Regions from separate parts of the Homo sapiens genome. Here region 2 is linked to region 1. The links are chromatin loops, found by intact Hi-C in ENCODE. Cell type or tissue: dorsolateral prefrontal cortex. All regions are shown on one strand. Each heading gives the region's core, and the rest is flanking DNA. Links, peaks and the distances in the headings are about the cores only.

Region 1 (7,694 bases), core at 1,477-6,476:
TTCCAGCACATTGGGGCAGGCTCTCCTATGCAGACACTCCCTCCACCTGGCTCATGGAATCCCACCGCCTCTTGGCTTTTCCTTTACGTCCTCAGCTTCCTTGGCTGGGTGCTCCTCCCATGCTTCGAACCTCAGAATAGTGAAGCCTCCCCAGTGGAGCGTCCTCAGACTCTTCCTCCAGGGTCACTCACTTTGTAAGTGATCTCTTAGTTCTGTGATTTCACAAATATTATCTGCACACTAATGACTCCCAAACTTTTGATTCTGACCACAGCCTCCCCGCCTGGATTCCAGGCTTCTATACACAATAGCCTCTTTAACATCTCCATTTCTATCACTAGCAGGCCTCCCAAACTCAAACTCTTTAAAATCACACTTGCTATTCCTCCCTCAAACCTGTCCCTTCCTGAATGTGCCACACTTTATTATTGTTACCCTTGAGTCCTCATCTTCCCTCTCCACTTCATATTTAATCCATCAGCTCTACTTTCAAAGTCTATCAGGATATGACCACTTCTGAATGTATCCACTACTCTCACCCTGGCCCAGGCCACATCATATCTCCCTGCTCATGGCGATTCCTGCTTTACTTGCCCTCCCACGTCCATTCTCCTCACCCCCTTCTTCTTTGTATCCAAATACTTTAAGTATACAAATGATATCATATCACTCTCCCACTCAAAACCCTCCAGTGGATTCCCAGCATTCTTAAAACAAAATCCAGTGTCCTTACCTTGGCCTCTAGGGTCGTATATGATGTGGTCCTTGATCTCATTTCTTGCCCTTCACCCCTTCATCTGCCACCCTTTGGGCCCTCTGGCCTTTTAGCTCTTCTGGAAGCAATTGCTCAACTCAAGGCTGAATGAGCCCATGGCTCTCTCCTCCAATGTCAGGACCAGGAGCAAGGTTTCCTGACCCATTGCCCGATTTAAATAGCACCTCCCGTTAAATCTCTTCCTGTTTGTCTTGCTTTATTTCTCTTTATAGCTCTTATCATTACCTGGGTGTGTGTGTATAATTTTTTTGGCCAATATCTCTCACTAGATTATAAATTTCATGAGAATAAAGCCATGTTCTGTTTTCTTCACCACTGCAGATTTATTGAATGATAAAATGAATGAGTGAATTCAAATGACTGAATACAGCATTGCGGATAGATCATATAAACATTGTGTTAAGTGAAAAATTAAGAAATATAATGGAAATTGTAACGCAATACTCGTTATATAAGTTATGAGCACAAGCTTCAAGGAAATTCAATGAGGGAAAGAAAGTGTTTTCAACAAATGGTGCTGGAATAACTGGATAAGTATATGGAAAGAAAAATGAACTTCAATCCTTATTTATACTATACATAACTATACATGAGTGATAGGCTAGAACATAAAAGTTTGAATTATAAATGTCCTAGAAACAAATATAGAAAAATATATTCATGAGCTTAGGAGAATGTAGGCAAAGTTTTCCTGGCTAGCACCAAAAAGAGTACTAACCATAAATGAACAAACAAAAACAACCCCCGATACAATAGGCTTCATGAAAATTTAAAATGTCTGGTTAATCAAAAGACACCATTAAGAAAAGGTAAAGGCAAGCCATGGACTGGGAGAAAATATTTACTGTATATAAATCTAAAATATGTAAAGAACTTCTAAGAATCAACAGTAAAAATAGAAGCAATGCAATTTTAAATGGGAAAAGGATCTAGACTCTTCTTTAAAGAAGAAATAAATAACCAATAAGCACATGAAAAGATACTCTATCAAAAGTCATCAGAGAACTTCCAATTAAAACTGCAGTAAGATATTCTAGACCCCAAGAATGAAACATTCACATGGCACTGGGGGCAATGTGCAATAGCATGAACACTGTGGAGTGCGGTTTTCCAGTTTCTTATGAAGTTAAACATATAACTTCCTAATGAATCAGCAATTCTGTTCCTGGGCATTTGCCCAGAAGAAATGGAAACCCATGTCCACAATAAAGACTTGTGCAGAAACATCCAGAGCAGCATTACCCACGATAGCCAAAAAGTGCCACCAACCCAACTTCATCAACTGTTGATGGATAAAGTACATCCATTCACACAATGGAATATTGCTCTGCAACAAAAAAAAGAATGAACTACATGGATGACTTAAAAACATTATGTTAAGTGAAAGAAGCCAGACGTAAAAGGCTGTGAGGTTCCAGTTCAGCAACAGGCAAAATGCATGTAGAAATCTGAACAGTGGGTGCCTCTGGAGGGTGAGAGTTGACTGGAAGGTGGCACAAGGGGACTTTCCAGAGAGATGAAAGTGTTCGGTACCTTGGTTGGGGTGGTGGTTTTACTGGTATATACCTTTGTCAAAACACCTCAAACTGTACAATTAAGATCTGCATATTTAATGAAAGAAAAGTACACTTACAAAAACACATATAGAGCAAGCCTATATATATTTCAGAGATCATTGCCTATCTAAGGACGTATAGTAAGTACTTTTGAATGGGCCTTTTCTGGGGGAGGGGATTTTTTGAGGACAGCATGTAAAATATTTTATAAAATAACAAAAGAACTCAGAAACTGATGAAGACAGCCTGTCATGAAATGAGGAGAGCGACTATATGCAGAATTTGCACCAGAGATAAGAAAGGAAAGCAGATGGGCAGGCAGGAAGAAAGGGAGCAAGATGGGAAGTCAAGAAAGAAGGTGGGGAGGCAGGGGAGGGAAAACGGAAAAGGAGTTGTGTGGAGAGGACAAGTCATAGAAAGGAGGGAGGAAGAGAGAAAGGAGAGAGAGGGAACAAGAGAGAGAGAAGAATTAACTAAATACTATGCCGAGATTGCCTTTTCTTTCATTCTATTTGTCCTCTGCACTTAACCAGCTCATAAGCCCTTGGGAGGGAGGCACTATTTTTTATAAGTCCTTGCTCCTGCCAGTGGGCAGAACTTGTCGGCTGGTGGGTTAGTTAACAGGCAGCAAGAGACTGCGTATCAACGCCAGGTGTGCACTTTGTAGCACAGACAGCCCTTTCATCCAGATTTAAGGGAGGAAAATCCTGGTAGCATTTTACTGGAAACACTTTAGAGGCTGAGGCCTTTGTGATTTCATCAGCTAGGGCTCCCACAGGCCCCAGAGGGCCTTTTAATTATTGGGAGGGGCCTCCAGGGTGCCTCAGTCTCTTCCTACAGGTGCATGGGGTGCTGATTTTAACACACACGATGTGCCTATTTCTTCAGCAGGACTCAGTGTGAACTGAGCCACCACCTGGCTCTCTTGCTTTCAGTGGCTCTCACCGCGGCCTGAAGCCCCCTGTGCCGGGACAGTTACAGTTGTCTCTGGATTCTGGCAGCTCTGTGCTCCCATTCTGCACCCATGAATTAGCTTTGCTCACTCCTGCTACAGTTCAGTTTGGCTCAATAATCACTTAGTGAGCTCCTTCCAGATGCAGACCCAGGGTGGGTGCTAGGGTACAGGATGACTGAGTCATGGTCCTGCCCTCAAGGGGCTTGCGTGTAGAGTGGAAGACATAAGGAGACAGAATTGTGAAAAGAGGCAGCAAATGCAAAAAGAGCCACAGGGGCTGGGAATCAGGTACAGGGCCCAGGCTGTGGTTCCAGGAAAGACTTCCCAGAGATGATGCCTGAGCTGCATCTCAAAGCTCCTGCAGCTCTAAATTTGGCTGCTCTTTCTCCCTAGACGTTCCAAGGCTCACAGGAGCGAGATCCCAACAAGGGTCAGCCATGCTTCTGGAAGCCCCTGCTCCTGGCTGCCAACTCTGCATCATAAGGTATCATAAGGACTTTCATGATGGGGAACACGTTGTTTCCAACATCCTCCGGATCTCACTTCAAGCCCGGCATGTGCTACCAGGAGCCACAGAAACAAAAGACCCGGGTTCAAGTTACAGCTCCAGTTCCTACTAGCTGAGTGACCATGGCAATTTAGTCAGCCTCTGTCTGCATGAATTTCCCCATGTATAAAGTGAGATCATTGACAGCCTTCTCAGAACATGGTCACGAGGATAAAATGGGTAATGTTTGTACAGCTCATAGCCCCGAGGCTGGTGCCTGGTGTGCAGTAACCACCATCTTCCCATCTTCCTCTTCCTCCGTGGGGGCAGCAGTTTTCCAGCTGTGCTTCACGGAAACCACAATTGCATCTGGTTTACTTGCTGGCAATCACAGGGTATCTGCAAAAGAAACTAGGCTTCCACATGTTAGTGAAAGTAGTAGAATTTTCATCTTTTAAGCATCTGTGGAGACATTATTTATGAATCCAATTTCTGTTTTTATTCTATCTGCAAATTACATTCTTATCATCATCCTGTAGAGGCAAATTTATTCCCAAACATAATCACAGATTACCAAAAATAAAAAAGTATAAGTATTGTCATCCATGGATAGGGAGTTTATTACATTTGCCTTACAATGACCCAGATAAATGTAATGAGAATGAGAGAGAGGGGACAGAGGATATTATGTCTCCCAAACCTCTGTCTCAGCTACTACTACTTTGATACTTATTTATATCAGCCTCACCTTAACATCTCTCAGGTGAAATGCTTTCTAAAACCCTGGCTCTATGATTCAAAAATATAAAAACACTCTAGATATTCCAGCTCTAGGTTACTCACAGAAAACTAATTCACTGAAAGTCAATTCATCTAAGGATCTATTTCCATAATGACCAATTCATCAAATTTTCCAACTTATAAAATATATATTCCTTTCAGCTGCTTATGAAGCTTATAGCAATTCATTCAGATGCGTAGACAGGGCCCAGGAGAGCCATGGGAAGTCAGGACTGCAGGGATCTGGGTCCCTCAAATCCTCCTTTGCTTTTCAGAGTCCTCCTCTGTCTGCCTACAGAACCAATTATCCCCCAATTTAATGGCTTAAAAGAACAACAAGTATTTATTATCTCCCATAATTTCTGTGGGTCAGGAGTTCAGGGGCAGATTAGCTGGATGGTTCTGGCTTGGAGTCTCTTGTAAGGTCACAATTAAGGTGATTTGTCATTTGAGACTGGAGCTGGAACATCTACCCCCTAGATGGCTACTCACCGGCTGTGGGCAGGAGGCCTTGGCTTCTTGCCATGTGCTCCTCTCCCTAGAACTGCTTCCGTGTCCTCCCAACATGGCGTCTTGCTATCCCAGTGTAAGTGATCCAAGAGAGAGGAAGGGGGAAACTGCTATGTTATTTCTGCATTGTCCTCTTGGTTACACAAATCATTCCTATCCAGCATGGAAGAGGATGACACAAGGAAGGGGAGACCCAAAGGTAGAACTCACTGGAGGCTGGTGACCAAACTGCCCCTCTTTGACCCTCAGACTACTCCTCCTCTGTCTCTTAGTCTTCCCTTCCCTCTGCCATTCCCAATCTATTGCTAGAAATTTTATAAAAAACTAAAACAAACTTTTTTGGGGGGTAAATCAGTCAATTCAGTAAAACTGGAGAAAGGGTTTTTAAAAAGCTAAAATGTAGGCAAGACAGAAAATGGCTTTACCAAGGACTAGAAAGAAATTAGTTAAAAATTAAAAACTTCCCTTGCCAAGCATTGAAATATTGCACAAGGCGAATATATTTATTTTATTATTTTATTTTATTATTATTTTTTGAGAACGAGTCTTGCTTTGTCACCCAGGCTGGGGTGCAGTAGAGCGATCTCTGCTCACTGCAACCTCTGCTTCCTGGGTTCAAGCGATTCTCCTGTCTCAGCCTCCTGAGTAGCTGAGACTACAGGCGCGTGCCACCATGCCTGGCTAATTTTTGTGTCTCCGTGCCCAGCCTGACAAATATATATAAATTCACCAAGTATGGCCAGAAAGCCTCTCCCTTCAAACAGGCTTTTTGTAAGTAGGTGGAGTGGGTATCCCCAGAACGTATCCTTTCACAAGTGGGCTTTCAGAGAACTGGCCTGCTGCATAAAATCCTCCACTTTTGGCTGTGAAACCTATGTTGGCTGCCACTTACCTTTTTCAGGCTCCTGTCGGGGAATGTGGGGGTTCTTGTGCGCACCACCTCTCCAGCCAGGCTTCAGCTCCCTACGTCCCTAATCCTCAGATCTGCTGCCTCAGGTGCCCTTGGTGAAGCAGTCTGCACTGGTGGGTTCCACTGATAATGTCAAAGCTGCTTCCACTCCTTCAGCAACTCTATTACATAGGCATCAGATGATCCTTCTTCCCACAGAGGCTGGAGAGGCTGTGGGACCTGTCACACAGGCCACACAACAAAAAGGACAGAGTGAGGATTCAAACCTCACTGTGTCTGATTCCAATCACATCTGGCCATCTCATCCCCTCTGCTTCTGACTGTGAGTGGCAGCGTTGCCTCCTCAAACCTTCAGTCACCTGTTGCACCTCAGCCATGGAATTCCAGACACTCCATCCCCTGAGAGGGGCTGCATTATTCCCAGTGGGGGCTCCTGGTGGGCCTGTCTTGGAGAGACCCTTCCCTACCTTCCTCACTGTGCCTGCAGTCCCCAGGCTTGTGACTGCCTGTCTAAATGTAGTTATCAGGGGCGCCCTGGAGCCCTCAGGGGCCAGCCAATGGCCAGAGAGCGACAAAGAGCACATTCCTCCCCTGAGCCAGGAAGGCTTCCTCGAGGTTGCACATGAGCATGGGCTGATTGCTGCTGTCTGAAGAGGACAGAGAATGAATCATTTCAAAGAACTTTCAAGCCACCAGAGAGAAAAAAGAAAGAAAATCCTTTTCAATTTGCTCTCTTTCCTCCCTCTCCTTATTTTACCTGTCTTTCTCTCTTCACCTCTCTTTCTACCTTTCTTCCTCTGGTTCTCTGTCTTGCCATCTCGCAGTCTCCTGCATGTCTCTCTGTCTGGCTCTGTCTCTTTTGCTGTTTCTCCTGTGTCTCTGTCCCTCATGTCTAGGTTTTCCTTTGAGGTCGGGGATTACGCTGACTCTCCCTCTGGGTCCCTGACTCATTGTCTGGAATCAGGGACCACCAACAGGTGATAGCTGGAGAAAGGAGAGGTCACAGGAGTGACAGAAAACTGTCCAGAGTTGTTTCGGGGGGCAGACCCACTTCAGCCATCAGTAGAATTGGGTGACATCCTTGGATTTGTGCGCCATCGCTGGGCTGACACTTAGGGTCATCTGGAGCGGAGAGAAGGGACTGTGAGCATGATGCTGAAAGGCTGGAGGAACTCACCTGCCATCTTACCTGTTTTGCAGAAAACCATAAGCACTGGCTCTGATTTTCTAGCAGGCTTTGTTGCCCTACGGAATGGGATAGGGCTTGACTCATGCCACTGCTGGGTGGCATGTATGGCCATGGTTGTGGGTAGGTGGCAACCCAGTGACCACTCTTTGTTTACAGCATGGAGAAATGGGCAGAGGAAACCCAGATGTCCCAGGGGCATGTCTCAGGCGGCCGGTGCCACTGCCCAGGGCTCTGTAGCCATGAGGCGCTGGGAGCACTTGCCCCGTGCTCCTTTTGAACATTGCTTATGGAGGGGTGCAGCCCCTTGGGTGTCCTTGGAAAGCACAGGCGTATCACGGAGCAAATGAGAGCAGCTAGATGAAACCAGCGCCCATGCCTCGGTGACAAATCATGAGCACTACATTTTTATGAAAAATAGATCATTTAAAAATATTTTTCCTACTCGTGAAGCCTTATTTTTTCCTGCAAAGTACAAGTGTCTTTTCTATAATACCCTGACAGTGTATTTTAAGTTACAGCAAGTATTTTGAAT
Region 2 (7,694 bases), core at 1,666-6,665, 460 kb after region 1:
GGTGGAAGGATCACCTGATCCCAGGAGGTTGAGGCTGCAATGAGCTATGATTGCACCACTGTATTCCAGCCTGGGTGACAGAGTGAGACCCTACCTCAAAAAAACAAAAAACAGTTATTATAAATGTTATCTGTGAGTGTTTGTGTGACCTCTTCACCCTTCCTGCCATTACAGAAAGTTGATATTTTTAGTTTTGAAATACTAGGGTGAGTATAGCTTGTCTGTTTCATGAGCGTGTCTTTCTGTTGTGCTTTCATTGCTTTTAGGGTCATTATTCAGTTTATTTTGTTCTTTTTTTTTCCCTTGAGATAAGTTTGTATGAGAGTCAGCCACCATCCTTTTTCTGTTCTTCTTTTTATTTGAAATTAGGTTGTGTGCACTTGTGCAGGGAGGGTGGGCGGGAGAGGTTTTCAGAGGCCACAGGATTCTCTTTTCCGGCATCTCACTAAGTACTTGACAGTGTGGCCTGGTACCTTTTGAGCTCAAGGGCTGTCCTCCCATTCCTCTCCTTCCCCATCCATCTGGGCTAGACCTTCTCTTTCCATTGCGTCCCCCACCCCACACTATCCCTTTCCTGCTCCATTGCTGTTCTGTTCCCAGCAGTTTTTCTTAGTAGAAGGAGGCTTTGGCTGGCTAGTTTCAAGAGCCCTTCAGCCTTAGACTGCTGCAGTCCCTTCGGACCTGGCTGTGATCACTTGCATCCACCTATAGATGGAAGTGTGCAAAGACCCTTCTAGTTTTGGCTGCTATTCTCAGCTGGCTCCCTGAGTTTTCCTGTGAGGTGCCTGTTGACAGTGTCAGGGTTCTTCTGCTCCCATCCATCAGACACCCTGTTGCTATCCTCTGCTTCCTCTGCACAGATCCTCATCCACCTGGTCCTGCAGCTTTTGCCCATTTATCATCCCTTTCCAGTCACTTAGTTTTCTCTTGGCTATTATCTCAAGATTTGAGGGATTGGGCAATTTTTGCACCTCCTCTGCTGTCCCCATTCTCCTCCATCTGCCTTGAAGTGAAGCAGATTTTATCCTGCTCTGAAGCCTGGGGCATGGATGAGAATTCTTTCAGGATTCTCTCACCAACTTTCTCCAGTAACAGGATTGACAGACGATAGACAGGTGTGGGCTCTGTTCCCTGGTTGCCCTTTCACTTGAGAGTGTAGCCCCTGACCTTGCCTGTCTGCGTGGGCTCTAATCTGACCTTACAGCCCCGTCACTGTGGCTCTGTGTCCCTGTCCAGCATCAGCACGTGGCCTCGGGATATCTCCTGGCTTCAGACTTGGCTCACTTTCCTGATTTTTTTTTTTTTTTTTTTTAGTTTTCATCTTTATTTTCCTGATGACTTCTCTTCATTCTAGCTTGTAAATGATGTATTTTTAAAAGTAGTTAAAAGATATTTTATCCAACTCTATGTGTGTATGTGTGTTTTTTGTACTAGGAGGAATTTTGGGGGTACCTTTGTCCTTATATTGGTGGTGTAAATTATATTTTTTAAAACTTTTCTTTTTAAAAATAGCTTATGTGTCTCATGGCGTAGCGTGCTTTTTTTTTTTTTTGCTCTCCTAAGTCTTTTTGATTTTTAAAATACTTTGTTTGCCGTGCATGTTTTAAGAGTTTGCTCTCTTTAGGAAACCAGTCAAGGTCCATAATTTTATGAAACTTGGGCTGTCAGTTATTTACAGACTAACCAGTGTGGACAGAAGTAAGAGGAAAAGTGTAACACTTGTGTTATGAGGTCTGGGAGAGCTGAGGCCACTCCCCCTGTTTTACAGGAGGAAGGTCCTAAGCAGTGGCCTCGCCCAGTCAGCCAACCTCCAGTTTCACCCACGAGAATGGTGGGCCTGAGACCAAGAGAAGGCCATTATTCAGTCATGTTGAAGTGCGGGGCGCTGCCTAAGAACCTAGCTCCTAGGCTCCCCACATCACTGCAGGGCAGGCATTAGTCACCACTTTTAGAGCTGAAGAGAATGAGTCTTTGGTTAAGTGTTGAAATAGAAGTACAGTTCAGATCTCAAAATAAAGACCTTTGTCTTACGACCGCATCTCCAGGCCAGTGGCCTGGGAGCCAGAGAGAGCTTGTTCTCTGATGCCCAGGGCCCTGCTCTTCCTCCCCATCAGTAGGAAACGATGGCCTTGGAGGCTTATTTTGCTCATCACTCTCGCCCCACTGCTGTAAATAACAGAATGGCCCTCGCTCTGCGGTTTCTAGACCCTGGCACTGTTTTTCAAACTTGACTGTCATAGAGACCGCTGCTAAAAGGAACTGTCTGCACGTCCGTCTGGGTCCATTCTCCTACTCATGACCAGTGGTGGAAATTTTAGGTTGTTTGAAAAAATGTCTTTTAATGGCAAATTAACATTCAAGAAGAGTAATTAGACTTAATAACTGGAAGGCTTTTTTAGTCCATCACTTAAAACACAAACGTGGAAAATGTCACAGAACTCTTGGCCCATGTAGCGCATGCATCTGTCCCATTTCTATACTTTTATCTGAGTGTTCCAGGTTACACTTGTTTTAAATAAGAGAAGAAAGAGGGAGAAATTGTTCATAGTAGCTGCATGGTTAACGGTGTTAGCTAGTTTGAATCAGATTTCTAAATCAGACCAAAAAAACCCCAAAAAACAAAAACCCAGAAAACAGACTAGATGGTGCTTTTGAATAGGAATAATATATAAACCATTGATCTCAAAACACTAAAAACTAGTATATGCTCATCAGTCAGTGAATTAGCTTTTTACTCTAAACTTAAGAGTAAGTTTTGCTTTACTTTTAGAAACTTTTAGAACCAAACATGGGAACTCATGTAATCTAAGTAACTTAGTAGTGAAACTCTATTCTGCTCCCCATTGGGGGAAAAAAAAGCATATGCTTGGTAGAAAGAATGTTAGAACTTGAAAGTAGAAAGAAATGTTAGAACTCGAATCAGGCAAGGTACCATCAGGGCTCAGAGCCACACTGGTAATTCGAATGGCGGAAATTTCATAGAATTGTTGGAGAGGTGTTTAGGATCCTCCAGAGAAACGAACCCATAGGTTAGAGAGAGATATATAGAACCAGATTTATTATAGGGATTTGTTTATGCAATGATGGAGGCCTAGAAGTCCCATGATCTGCTTTCTGCAAGCTGGAGGCCCCGGAAAGTGGTGGTGGAGTTCCAGCCCAAACCCGAAGTCCTGAGAGCCAGGGGAGCCAGTGGCGTAAAGTCCCAGTGGGAGACTGAAGGCCCGGGAACCAGGGGCAGTGACGTGTGAGGGCAAGAGAAATGGATCCTGGCTCATGAAGAGGGAAAGGGGATTTGCCCTTCCTCTGTCTACCTCTTTGTTCTCTCCAGGCTCTAAGTGGATTGGATGATGCCTAAGAGGCTTAAGAGGGCGGCTCTTCTTTCCTTAGTTCACTGATTCAAATGCCAGTGTCTTCCAGAAACACCCCCACAGACAAACCCAGAAATAATGTTTTACTAGCTACCCATCTGGGCATCCCTTCAGCAGTCAAGTGGACATGTAAAACTCACCAGAGGGGCTGAAAGGAGATGTGTACAGAGGGGCAGCTGCAGCAAGCCGCTGGCGCAGGAGCATGAGGAAGGAGCTGAGAGCAGCGCAGCCTGCCTGCTGCTGAGATTCGACCGCAGGGAGCGGGTGTACATGCCGCAGGGACGCAAGACCTGCCAGTGCTGGACAGAGTGGCCATCCACAAAGTCCTCTGAGGTCAGCAGGAGGGGCCCTGCATGCCGACCCACCGGCTGTGCCACCTGGAAAACCACATGCTGGAGAAGAAAAGGAATGCTTGCAGTCCCTCCAGCACCCTCTGTTGGCAAAGCCTGGCATCAAGCGTCACCCAGGATTTCAGAGCAGGGCAGGGCGAGGTCTGCATCTGAGAAGCAGCACCTTCACACCTCCTCCACGCTGCTCCCAGAGCCATCTTTCCAAAATGTGAAATTCATTCTGGCATCCCCCTACCAGAGGATCTTCATGGCTGTCAAACAGAAAGTGTTTCAACTTTTTATTTTGCAGTAGTTTTAGAGTTTCGCAGCAAAGTTGTAAAAATGATACAGCATTCTCAAATACCACTCCTCCAACTTCCTGAGTGTTAACATCTTCTGTAACATTGTAGCACAGTTACCAAAACCGGGAAAGTCTTTGGGAGGAGCTATGCAGGCTGTATTCACACTGCACGTTTTCCCATGAATGCCTTTCTTCTGTTCCAGGACCCAGCATTGCATTCAGATCCTGTCTCTTTAGGCTCCTTCCTTCTGCGACGGTTCCTCAGTCTTTCCTTCGATGATCTGGACACTTTCAAAGAGTGCCTTTAAGTTCTTTTGTAAAATGTTCCTAAATTCTGGTTTTCTGTCAGGTTAGTACATTTTTGGCCAGAATTCCATAGACACAACACTGTGTCCTTCTGTGTTAGTCTCCTTGGGCAGCCGTAATAAAATACACAAACCAAGTGGCTCAGGCAACAGACATTTGTTTCCTCACTGTTTCTGAGGGTGCATTCCAAGGTCAAGGTGCGGGCAGGATGGGATTCTCCCGAGGGCTTCCTTCCCTCAGAGGCTTGTGGATGACATCTCTCTGCCGTGTCCTCACACGCTCTTTCCTCTGTGCGTGCGTGCACCGGTGTCTGTGTGTGTCCAAATTTCTTCGTATGAGGACACCAGTCATGTTAGATTAGGGCTCACCCTCTAGATCTCATGTTAACTCAGTCACCCCACTAAAGGCTCTTGTCTTCAAATGTGGTCACATTCTGAGGTTATAATGGTTAGGGCTTCAATATAGGAGTTTTAGGGGACTGCAGCTCAGCCCATACATTTCAGTGGGTCGCTTATAGATGGGGTATATGATGTTGTCTAATTACTGGTGATATTAACTGTAATCACTTGGTTACGGGGATGTCTGCCAAGTTTTTCCACCATAAAGTAACTACTTTTCACTTTGTAATTAATACATATCTTGGGGACGATAACTTTGAGACTGTGAAAATAGGGCATTTCTCCTTGAACTTTTACCCATCTTTAGCATTCATTCCATTGGCCTGCAGCAGTTCTGTGGTGCTTACCTAATGGTGATTGTCTGTTCCTTTGTTTCTTCCACATTTGCTAATTGGAGTTGTTTTGCAAGGAGAAGCTATTCCTTCTCTGTATATCATTCATTCATGTCTTTTTTTTTTTTTTTTTTTTTTTTTTTTTGGAGATAGGCTCTTGCACTGTCATCCAGGCTGGAGTGCAGTGGTGTGAATGTGGCTCACTGCAGCCTCTACCTCCTGGGCTCAGGCAATCCTCCTGCCTCAGCCTCCTGAGTAGCTGGGACTACAGGCATGTGCCACCACACCTGACTAATTTTTAATTTTTTTCTGTAGAGATAGGGTCTTGCTATGTTGCCCGTGCTGGTCTTGAACTCCTTGGGGTCAAGCGATCCACTTGCCTCCACCTCCTAAAATGCTGGGATTACAGGCATGAGCCACCGCGCCGGGCTCATTTATGTCTTTATGCACTTAGATTTTTTTTTAACTCTATGTATTATAATCCAGTATTCTTATTCTGTTACTCAGATTGTCGTAGCTTTGGTCATTGGAAGCTCCTGCAGTTTGGGTCCTATGTCCTTTCATCATGTTTTCCCAATTTCTTATTTTCAGCTACCACAGGACACTCAGGGTGCATCTTGAATTTTCTTTGCTCCAGCTCTGGAGTCAGGCACTTGAGGGAGCACTGTTTCATTTTATTGGCAAACGGCATTTAGAAATGCACATGCGGGGCAACACGTGCTTGTTGCCGTTGCCTCTCGAACCTCTAGGAGGACAAAGCTTGGAAGTGCATGCCTGTATCTTAGCCCACACAAACCTGCACATCTATATATGGATCTCTCTGCATATGCAGTTAAAAATGAGTTCCTATTGATGAATTCCATTTCCAGTTTAACACCATAGCATTCATTCTAACCTTCTTCTTTTCCTTAATTGTTAACTCCTTTCTCCAGCAGTGAGAAATCCATACTCCGCTGTCTGTAATACATTTACTCATTTGCTCAACTCTAGTATAACATCAAAGTAGTTTCAAATTTGCTAACCCAAATCCCTCTGAGAAGCAGCTTTATTAACTAGAACACATGCCAGTGAACTGTAGCCCATGGGTTCAATCTGGCCCGCTTGATGTTTTTGTAAATAAAGTTTTATTGGAACACAGCCCCGCCTATTTGTTTATATATCACGCATGGTTGCGAGAGAGACCATATGGCCTCCAAAGCTGAAAAGCTTTACTGTCTGACCCTTTATGGACATGGTTTGCTGACTCTTAAAGTCCAAGAATATAGATTTTGTGTACGGCTCTTTTTGTCTTTAGCTTTATGGTGTCCCAGTCAAAATACTGTTTTCCAAGATTGCTTTTTCTTTTCACCTCCTTCAATGTGGTTATTTTATTCATTTGTAATTGAGTTAGATTAATTTGTTACTGCTTGGATTCCATTTTTTTGTTCCCCATACACACATCCTGGTTGATTGTCATTGTGTGTTTTGGATGTGTGAAATATTGATGTGGCTTCCAAGCGTGAGAGCTGTGCACCAGGGTATACACTCAGAAAAGCCTCCTCGTTCCAGCTTTCCCATTCCCATTCTGTACGCCCTCCACTCCTTTTCTACCCACCCTCTGTGGGTGACCAGTCTCTTTAGTTTCTAGTTTGTCTTTCATGTATGTTTTGTGCAAATCAACAGATACATATGTATTTTATTGCATTATCTTTCTTAAAAAAAAGAGCAGGTAGTATGGTATAAGATACTCTTCTGCACTTGACTTTTTTCACTTATCAATATGTCTTGGAAATCACTCACATCAGCTCTTAAAGATCATCTTCATTTTAAAAAATAGCCACTCCTTCGTGTGGATGTACCATAGTTTATTCAACCACTCTCCTATGTATGGCATTTAGAATGTTTCTGGTGTTTGTAATTATAAACGGTGTTGCAATGAATAAACTTGTGGATGTGTAGTTTTATACTGTTGGAGGCCTGCCTTCAGGATAGTTTCTTAGATGTGGGATTGCCAGTTTTTAAGAGTACTTTGTATGATAGGGATATTATATTAGTCCTTGGTGATCCTTTGTATGGTAGGGGTATTATATTAGTCCTTGGTGATATTTTGTATAGTAGGGGTATTATATTAGTCCTTGGTGATCCTTTGTATGGTAGGGGTATTATATTAGTCCTTGGTGATATTTTGTATGGTAGGGGTATTATATTAGTCCTTGGCGATATTTTGTATGGTAGGGGTATTATATTAGTCCTTGGCGATACTTTGTATGGTAGGGGTATTATATTAGTCCTTGGCGATACTTTGTATGGTAGGGGTATTATATTAGTCCTTGGCGATACTTTGTATGGTAGGGGTATTATATTAGTCCTTGGCGATACTTTGTATGGTAGGGGTATTATATTAGTCCTTGGCGATACTTTGTATGGTAGGGGTATTATATTAGTCCTTGGCGATACTTTGTATGGTAGGGGTATTATATTAGTCCTTGGCGATATTTTGTATGGTAGGGGTATTATGTTAGTCCTTGGTGATATTTTGTATAGTAGGGGTATTATATTAGTCCTTGGTGATATTTTGTATGGTAGGGGTATTATATTAGTCCTTGGTGATGTTTCTTGGACATACTTTCTCCCCGTTGGCTTTTGACTTTGATCTTGGTGTATGTGTGTGTGTTTATTTT

What was found. A loop is a pair of places that touch in the nucleus more often than their neighbours do. Peaks named below come from ENCODE experiments on the same cell type or tissue, not always from the same donor. Only the 100,000 strongest peaks of a DNase experiment are listed, where the experiment ranks them.
Region 2: it touches region 1 in a loop (2.1-fold over the local background); 3 of 110 quality-filtered maps call a loop at or near these places.

The regions. Positions count from the first base shown.
Region 1 is chr6:4,340,678-4,348,371 of GRCh38, forward strand. LOC101927888 (a long non-coding RNA gene) reads right to left here and starts at 6,485. Exons shown (of 4, transcript NR_187665.1): 1 at 6,333-6,485; 2 at 5,956-6,192; 3 at 5,046-5,129; 4 at 1,077-4,172. In dorsolateral prefrontal cortex, for the core only: no CTCF peak of the experiment used is centred there; no DNase peak of the experiment used is centred there.
Region 2 is chr6:4,802,442-4,810,135 of GRCh38, forward strand. The region is part of intron 1 of CDYL (chromodomain Y like); the gene reads left to right. Among named protein-coding and RNA genes, the nearest start is that of CDYL, 30 kb to the left of the region's middle. In dorsolateral prefrontal cortex, for the core only: CTCF peaks have their summits at 3,823 (motif pointing left) and 4,026; a DNase peak (open chromatin) is centred at 3,800; H3K4me3 peaks cover 430 bases.